Linked DNA regions of Homo sapiens: region 2 is linked to region 1. Evidence: chromatin contacts called from ENCODE Hi-C or POLR2A ChIA-PET data. All regions are on one chromosome and are shown on one strand. Each heading gives the region's core, a stretch centred on a gene start or an enhancer-like site at or near the end of the contact. The rest is flanking DNA. Distances are from core to core; before and after follow the strand shown.

What was found. A loop is a pair of places that touch in the nucleus more often than their neighbours do. ChIA-PET counts read pairs that join two places held with the same protein, here RNA polymerase II (POLR2A). Pooled maps may share reads with other maps.
Region 2: POLR2A ChIA-PET joins it to region 1 with 18 read pairs in BJ. The contact joins two enhancer-like sites. A Hi-C loop is called at or near these places in 9 of 50 pooled maps. POLR2A ChIA-PET finds 5 or more read pairs at or near these places in 4 of 52 experiments (BJ, H1, HEK293 and 1 more).

The regions. Positions count from the first base shown.
Region 1 is chr10:71,858,188-71,862,544 of GRCh38, reverse strand. No RefSeq gene overlaps it. Among named protein-coding and RNA genes, the nearest start is that of PSAP, 9.1 kb to the right of the region's middle. RefSeq lists enhancers at 1,745-1,844, 1,847-1,991, 1,887-2,031, cis regulatory regions at 1,914-1,924, 1,954-1,964, 1,288-2,307 and a silencer at 2,456-2,690. Within about 2 kb of position 2,597, at least 34 of the 41 ENCODE cell types and tissues checked have a DNase peak (open chromatin) inside an H3K27ac peak, as active enhancers do.
Region 2 is chr10:72,042,912-72,047,268 of GRCh38, reverse strand. No RefSeq gene overlaps it. Among named protein-coding and RNA genes, the nearest start is that of SPOCK2, 43 kb to the left of the region's middle. Within about 2 kb of position 2,333, at least 14 of the 41 ENCODE cell types and tissues checked have a DNase peak (open chromatin) inside an H3K27ac peak, as active enhancers do.

The DNA.
Region 1 (4,357 bases), core at 1,348-3,847:
AGACTTGGTTTCCCCATCTGTAAAATGGGAGTAATCAAACCTTTGATTTAAAAATTGGAGGCTTGGCCAGGCACGGTGGCTCATCCCAGCACTTTGGGAGGCCAAGGCGGGTGGATCACAAGGTCAGGAGTTCAAGACCAGCCTGGCCAACATGGTGAAACTCTGTCTCTACTAAAAATACAAAAATTAGCTAGGCATGGTGGCATGTGCCTGTGGTCCCTGCTACTTGGGAGGCTGAGGTGGGTGAATTGCTTGAGTCTAGGAGGTTGAGGCTGCAGTGAGCCGTGATCACACCACTGCGCTCCAGCCTGGGCAACAGAGTGAGACTGCCAAAAAAAAAAAAAGAAAGAAATAAAAGAAAGAAAGAAAGAATAGATTGGAGATTGGCTAGGTGTAGTGGCTCATAACTGCAATCTCAGTGCTTTGGGAGGCCAAGGCAAGAGGATCACCTGAGGCCAGGAGTTTGAGACCATTTTGAGACCGGCCTGGGCAACATAGTGAGATGCTATATTTATTTTAAAATAAAATAAATAAGTAGCCAGGCTTGGTGCCTCACATCTGTAATCCCAGCACTTTGGGAGGCCGAGGCGGGTGGATCACTTGAGGTCAGGAGTTCGAGACCAGCCTGACCAACATGGAGAAATCCCCTCTCTACTAAAAATACAAAATTAGCCGGGAGTGGTGGCACATGCCTGTAATCCCAGCTACTTGGGAGGCTGAGGCAGGAGAATCGCTTGAATCCGGGAGGTGGAGTTTGTAGTGAGCCGAGATTGTGCCATTGCACTCCAGCCTGGGCAACAAGAGCAAAACTCCATCTCAAATAAATAAATAAATAATAGAGATCATGTATATATTGACCAGGCATGGTGACTCATGCCTGTAATCCCAGCACTTTGGGAGGCCAAGGCGGGCAGATCACTTGAGGTCAGGAACTTGAGACCAGCCCGGCCAACATGATGAAACCTCGTCTCTACTAAAAATACAAAAATTAGCTGGGCATGGTGGTGCACGCCTGTAATCCCAGCTATTCAGGAGGTTGAGGAAGGTGAATTGCTTGAACCTGGGCAGCAAAGATTGCAGTGAGCTGAGATCGAGCCGCCACACTCCAGCCTGGGCAACAGAGCAAGATTCCATCTCAAAAAAAAAAAAAAAAAAAGAGAGATTATGTATATAGAGTGATCAGTTGACAGTCAGGTATATTAACAGGCAACTAATTAATGCCAGTTATTATTATTAGTATTATTATTGAGACAGTGTCTTGCTCTGTTGCCCAGGCTGGCGTGCAGTGGGTCAATCATAGCTCAAGCAATCCTCCCACCTAAGCCTCCTGTAGCTGGGACTATAGGCCCACACCACCACGCCCAGCTAAGAAGCTTTGGTTTTAAGATATGCTAACATGGTCAGTTTGATTACAGCCCAGTTCTTGCTTTCCTTTTCAGGCTCAGAAACAACTGATCTAATCTAGTCTTTGTTCTTTTCACCCTCCAAGTTCACCCAAGAGTAAGGGCTCTAGCAGCAAATCATCTGAAATTTAGAGAAGGAGAAAGGTGCCTGAGGCTAGAGGAAGCAGGGGGGCTTCCCAGGAGGTGAAATGCAGCTGGGCCTTGAAATAAAGGGAGGCTTTGATAGATGCCTGGCACAGGGACATAATCTGATAAATTGACAGGACTGTGACTCAGGAGAACTGGCTCTGATCTCAGTTCTATTATTTATTGGTGTTGTGAGCAGTTAAGTCACTTCCCCTCTTTGGGTTTACTAAGGTTCTCCTTCTGACATCCACAGATGGGTGGCTGAGGCCTGAGAGCCTCCTGAAGTCAGTGCAAAATGTGTCTGAGCATTTTTCTGGCAGAGTGTTCCCAGCTTTCATCAGATTCTCTAGGGGCTCTGACCTCACCAACTTGCAGACTGCTACAGTGACTCAGCAGCTCCCGGCCTGCCCCACTGCCCTGCTGCTGCTGACTCACCAGCTCATGCAAGGCCTTCTTGGCAGCTCCTGCTCTCCCCAAGAGAGCAGCTGATGGGGGCCGCCTGTCCAATAGGAATAACATCTGGGGACAGAGCTGTGGGGCCAGGCCGCATCCCATGCACTGATCGGCTCTCAGAATAGACTGACTGGGAATCTGATCACCCACAGCCCAGCGGGTGACAGGGCCTCAGGGTGCCGAATGGGACGTGTGTACAAGGAGCCCTGATGGAGCTGTGGGCCCGGCCAGCAATCTGGCTTCCCCGGAGTGGGGACATAACAACGAGCCTCTTGTGTGGCCTTTCCACTCAGCCTGCGTGCTTCATTTCTCTGTCTTCAGCCCTTGGTACAGTGCCTGGTATATACCAGGCACTCAATAAATGTATTGCTAAAAAAATAACAGGACAAAATAAGAAATGCTGTTGAGATGTGAACAGATCCCAGAGGGAGCAGTGAGGAGGAAGTGTCCACCAATTCCTAAAGCATAGCAAATAGCAAAGGTTTCCCTCTGGCAGTATCTGTTTTTTTTTTTTTTTTTTTTTTCTTTTTCTGATATAGAGTCTCACTCTGTCGCTCAGGCTGGAGTATAGTGGCATGATCTCAGCTCAACCTCCATACCACCTCCCCTCCCCGCCCCCACCAGGTTCAAGCGATTCTCCCGCCTCAGCCTTCTAAGCAGCTGGGATTACAGGCGCGTGACACCACGCCCAGCTAATTTTTTGTATTTTTAGTAGAGACGGGGTTTCACCATGTTGGCCAGGCTGGTCTTGAACTCCTGATCTCAAGTCATCCACCTGACTTGGCCTTCCAAAGCGCTGGGATTACAGGCATGATCCACCGTGCCTGGCCTTAAATGGATTTTGAAGGATGAATAAGAGTTTACCAGAGAAAGAGGCAGGGAATAGAATTCGAGGTAGGGGATGGGGGTATTTATAAGGCACATAAATGTGGAGCTGCATAGCTTATTTAGACAATCTTAGAGAATGTGGGCAGAGTAGGTGGAACCATGGGATGGAGGGCAAGGTCGGAAGTTTGAGAGAACAGAGATTGCAAAGCTGGGCTAGGACCAAGGCCTTGTGTTCCGTAAAGCAGGGGTGTCCATTCTGTGGCTTCCCTGAGCCATACTGGAAGAAGAAAAATTGTCTTGGGCAACATATAGAATACACTAACATTAATGATAACTGATGAGCTTAAAAAAAATCACACACAAAAAATCTCATAATGTTTTAAGAAAGTTTATAAATGTGTGTTGGGCTGCATTCAAAGCCGTCCTGGGCTGCATGTGACCTGCAGGCCGTGGGTTGGACAAGCTTGCTATAAAGAAATGGCGGCCTGGCGCAGTGGCTCACGCCTGTAATCCCAGCACTTTGAGGGGCTGAGGCAGGTGGATCACCTGAGGTCAGGAGTTCGAGACCAGCTTGACCAACATGGAGAAACACCCTCTCTACTAAAAATACAAAATTAGCTGGGTGTGGTGGTGCATGCCTGTAATCCCAGCTCCTCAGGAGGCTGAGGCAGGAGAATCGCTTGAACCTGGAAGGTGGAGGTTGCGGTGAGCCGAGATCGTGCCACTGCACTCCAACCTGGGCAACAAGAGCAAAACTCCATCTTAAAAAAAAAAAAAGCAAAAGAAATGGTCAGAGAAGTAGAAGGATGACTGAGAGCAAGCAGAGTATGGTGGTGGAATTCACTATATAGCTTCTTCTTTCAGGACCAAGCCACCCACTGTCTCTCCACCATGGGCTCGTCTGCTGAGGGCTCACAATTGTGCCATCTCCAGGAATTCCCCTCAGCCAACGGAGCCCCTCACCCAAGCTTACACTCCCTCCCCTGGGACATATTATCTTGGGCTTTAAAGGCCCACACCCCTTACCCCAGTTGACAGCCGTTCTGCAGCACCGTCCCTGCAGCGCGGTATGGGCTGAGGCCAATGTAACAACCTTGTCGCAGTTTGGTTTCCCCTATCTTGCTGCCCTCACGGCCTCACAGGTGTGATCCTGAGAACATACCCCAATAAACTCCTGCCTGCTCATCTCAGCCTTAGACTGTGGTTCCCAGGCAACCCCATCTGAGACAGACAGCAAATATGTTAACCCAAGAGCCAACTTTGAAAGCAGAGGAGTACCGAGTTGACAAGGCTTCAGGAGGCAAGGTCTATTGGTGATGTCTGCCATGAATGAGGAAGCAGGCAGTGGGGACGTGTGTGGTGCATATTCAGCATCCCTGTGGAGTGGCACCCTGTCACTGATGCCAAAGGCGGGGGCGGGAGAGGAGGACTTGTAGAAAGGAGAAGCAAACCAACAGTGCCAGAGGTGAAAGGGAACAGAAGGTGCTGGTGGACTTACCAAGAAGGAATTGACTGTCTACTTTCCAGAAGCCATTTGGGGGATCAGT
Region 2 (4,357 bases), core at 1,084-3,583, 180 kb before region 1:
AGGCTCGCCTCGAACTCCTGACCTCAGGTGATCCACCCGCCTTGGCATCCCAAAGTGATGGGATTACAGGCATGAGTCACTGCGCCCAGCCTCAACAGTGTATTTAAATAATTGCCCAAACTCAGCCTTGCTGACAGACAAAGATGGCCACTGCCAAAGCTCATTTCTTGGCCGACACTTGGGCCTATCACAGCTCAAAGTGTTTGTGGGTTAACTGAGGCCTATGATGGCTGAATTTGGTGTAGATAAAAGGTAGTCTTAGGGTGTCAATGTCAAATGTTCAAAGGCCAAAGGTTTCGGGACTTGCATTTGCCTCAGTTTGTTCTTACCTGCTCTGGATATTGGTGATGGCTCTGTGTGGAAGATTATATTTTCCAAAGATGGTTGCAACATCCCTCAATCTACATGATGTTGAGTGACCTTGACACTCCTTCCATGGAGAGGTCTGTGTCCTGCATCTTTGAATCTGTTGGGCCTGTTGCTTGCTCATAGCCAATAGAAAGCAATGGAAGTAACACGGATGACTTCCAATCCTAGCCTATAGTATGTGATGCAGCTTCTGCTTGGTCAGTTAGAATACTTGGGCTTGGAGGCCCGAGCTGCCATATAAGTAGACTAGCCATCCTGAAGCTGCCATGCTGTTAGGAAGCACAAGCTGTCACACATGAAGAGACCACATGGAGAGGCCCTGAGACTATATGAAGAGAGACACTCGGCCATCCCTAGCTGTTCCAGTCTTGAGCCATTCCAACACCAGCCTCCATCTGACTACAACTTTATGAGATCCTTCCTGAGCCAGAACCACCCAACTGAGCCCATCCTGATTTCCTGGACCTCAGAAACTATGAGAGATAATAAAAGGATTGCTGTTGTGAACTTTAGTTCACTAAGTTCTGGGGTGATTTGTGACTCAGCAATAGATATTTGGAACACTTTTGAATATGTTCTGTAGATTTTCCTCTGAGGTTGGTGGAAAAGCCCTCCTAGGCTTGGGTGGAGTGAACAGCTTTCTGTATATTCTGATTTCAGTAACCTCCAAATATTCTTCTACTTGTGCCAGACAGTCGACAACTCTTGGCTGACTCTTTGCGATGTTGCTACCTGTCCTTCTTATGAAGAAGCGAACAGCGAGTGTCTGACCCCATCTCACTCTATCCTATTTTGAAGAAATGAGTCAGCCCCTTTCCTGAATGGGGCCAGCCGAGGGAGGCTGCCAGGTGTTCCCCTGGACAGATGGATTGTCTGATATTTGCAGATGCCTCAGCCCCTCATCGAGGCTTCCCTGCACCCTGTCCTCACACTCTATGAGCCAGCCTCCTTCCCAGTTGCCCTGCCTCTCCAGAGAACTCTCTACCCTCTTTAATGCCAAAAGCAGTCACTTATTTTCTCCTATGAACACTGGGAAATAGTAACTGACCACATTTTTGGTTTTGCTTTGGTTGCTTGAAGATGTATGGCCACAGTTGTGGCTTACCATGATAAGGGCATAGATCACGCTGGTAGAAGAATGATGAAAAAATACACAATTCTAATACTCAGAGATAAGGACACTTTGAAGTTTGTGGTACAGCCTCCCAGACTACACACATACGTAAAAGTGGGATTTTACAATACATAGAGTTTATACTGTGACTCTTGACTTCTTGGAGGCCATAGTCATTTCAAGAAGGTCATGAGACTTCTAGCTCCCTTTGAGGAAAAATCCTCTTAGGCCTATACATACAAACTTGCCATTAGGTTCTATAAATACATAAGTAGTAAATTAATTAGGTTCTATACCTATAACTTCAGTATTAATCACTGCATAATAAATATTATGAATTGAATTGTGTGGCTATATTGTAATTTATTTAATCAATTCCCTATCATTGAACATTTACATGGCTTCTGATGTTCCTCTGTTTTAAACTATACTCAAAATCTCGACCTGGTGTGGTGGCGTGCACCTATAGTCTCTACTAAGGAGGCTGAGGCAGGGAGACTGCTTGAGCCCAGGAGTTTGAGGCTGCAGTGAGCTAGGATCCCACCACGGCACTCCAGCCTGAGCAACAGAGTGAAACCCTGTCTCTTAAAAAAAAAAAAAAAAGTCATTCTGAGCATTTCATCCGAGTCTTCATTTACACTGGTTGCATCTGATGTGTCCTTGTAGCTGCTTTAGATCTTCTCTGGAACAAGGCAGGGCATGTTTAAATACATGCAGTGTTTTAAAAATGAGAAATACACCTTGGAACTGTCCCTAGCTGTGGCCCCAGGCGGATCCCGGTCCTGCCTCACCCACAGCTCCAGGAGGCCTGCGGAAGCAGGACTGGGCCCTGTTTCCAGGCAGCACGCGTCAGTGGTGCCTGTGATACATGCTGCCTGGCCAGAGAAGCAGTGACTTATGTTGTGGGTTGAGGAAGAACAGGGGCTGTGTGTTCATTCCTGGATTCAGGACCTCGCAGAGCTGGGTGGGGAGGGGGCTGGGAACGTGGCAGAGGCTGGCTGTCGGTCCTGTTTACCTCCTGGATGAGCAGGAGGGGGAAGCAGCTGGCTTCCAAGGGCCAGGGTGCACCAGCCGGCTGGTTCATGTGTCCACAAAGGCGGCCCTTCAGCAGCGGGCAGGGACTGTGTCCTCGTGCCTGCCAGCAGTGTCTGGAGGCTGCCCGTGGAGGTGGGTAGGGCCCAACACAAACAGCCACCAGAGAAAGGGGCCTTTATGGCCAGTGGAGGACGGCTGCTGGACTGCAGGGAGGATGCCAGCACCGTGCGGCCAGGGAAGTGGCCAGCAGGTGCTGCTCCAGGCCGTCCTGGCATGGTTGCACCAGGGCATTTGGGAAGAGGCTGTGTGCAGTGCTATGGGTCAGGGGCTTGTCTGCACTTCCTTCCTTCCTCCCTCCTTCCTTCCTTCTTGCCCTCCTTTCTTTCCTGTCTGTCTCCCTTTCATTTTTTTGTGGGGGGTGGTTCTTTCATCATTTTTCTTTCTTTCTTTTCTTTCTTTTTTTCTTTTCTTTTTTTTTTTTTTGAGACAGAGTCTCGCTCTGTTGCCCAAGCTGGAGTGCAGTGGCAAGATCTTGGCTCACTGCAACCTCCACCTCCCAGGTTCAAGCGATTATCCTGCCTCGGCCTCCTGAGTAGCTGGGATTACAGGCACCTGTCACCATGCCCAGCTAATTTTTGTATTTTTAGTAGAGATGGGGTTTCACCATATTGGCCAGTCTGATCTCAAACTCCTGACCTCAGGTGATTCACCTGCCTTGGCCCCCAAAGTGCTGGGATTACTGGCGTGAGCCACTGCATCGGGCCATGAGCTTCTTTTCAAATGGTGACTGGGCTGCTGATTTTCCTGTTGTCAATTTCCATTGTACATGCCTCTGGGGAACCCTCGTGGAGTAGGGGAGCTTGGTCCTGTTCACTTTCTTGCTGGGTGACACTTTCTTGCACTGATTGTCCATTTCTTCAGGGCTCAAGGATTGACAGTGTCACCTTTCAGGGTTGTTGTAAGGTAGTATCAGCTCGCAAAGCGCCATTGCCCTCAATCATCCTGACCACCTTTGCCTTTCATAGGCCCTGCCTCATCTAATTAGAGCACCCTCGTGAGATAGGGATGGCCGTTTCATCTATATTGCAGATAAGAAAACAGACCCAGAGAGGTTAAGCTGCTTGCCCAAAGTCACCCAGCAAGTAGACAGCACAGCCAGGATCCAAACCCAAGTGTGAGTTCTGAACTCAGCTCCTAACCACAGCGGAACCTCCCCCTCGGCGCCCCGTGTCACCTCTGCACGGATGCTCCCCTGCCTCTATCAGCCCCAGGAAAGCCCCTCTTCTCCTCCTTTCCCCAGAGACCCTTTCTCACCCAGCCTATCTCTCTCCCTTCCCTGCCAGCCCTGCAGGAGAGTGAGGACAGTAGGCTCCTGCCTGCCAGAGCTCACCCCAAACAGCTTCCTTACTGTTCAGCCAAGGAAACTGAGGCCCAGAGAGGGCTAAGGACTCATCCCAATCACACAGCAAATTGGCAACAGAGAACCAGAGCCCAGGCCTCCTGACCCCTTCCTCATTAGAACATTCTTTGCATTCCCCGTAGAGTTCATTGGGAACTGCTGAGGAATCTGTACCAGTTTGACCTGAATATGAAGGCATGTTACTTTCCACCCAAACACTGCTATCAGCTGGGGAAAGCCAAATGCCCCAATTTCTACCCCTTGGAGATATCTTGAGAAGATTCTCTGTTTTTCTGCTGACATAGTTTTCTGAATGAGTCCTGTCTAATTTAAAGTGCTGGTCTTGTTCCTGATTGGGCATTGCTTCTGCACGCCCTAGTGGGGGTCAGAGCTGAACCCTCACGGTGAGGGGTCTCTGACACTGAGGGGGCTCCTTCCAT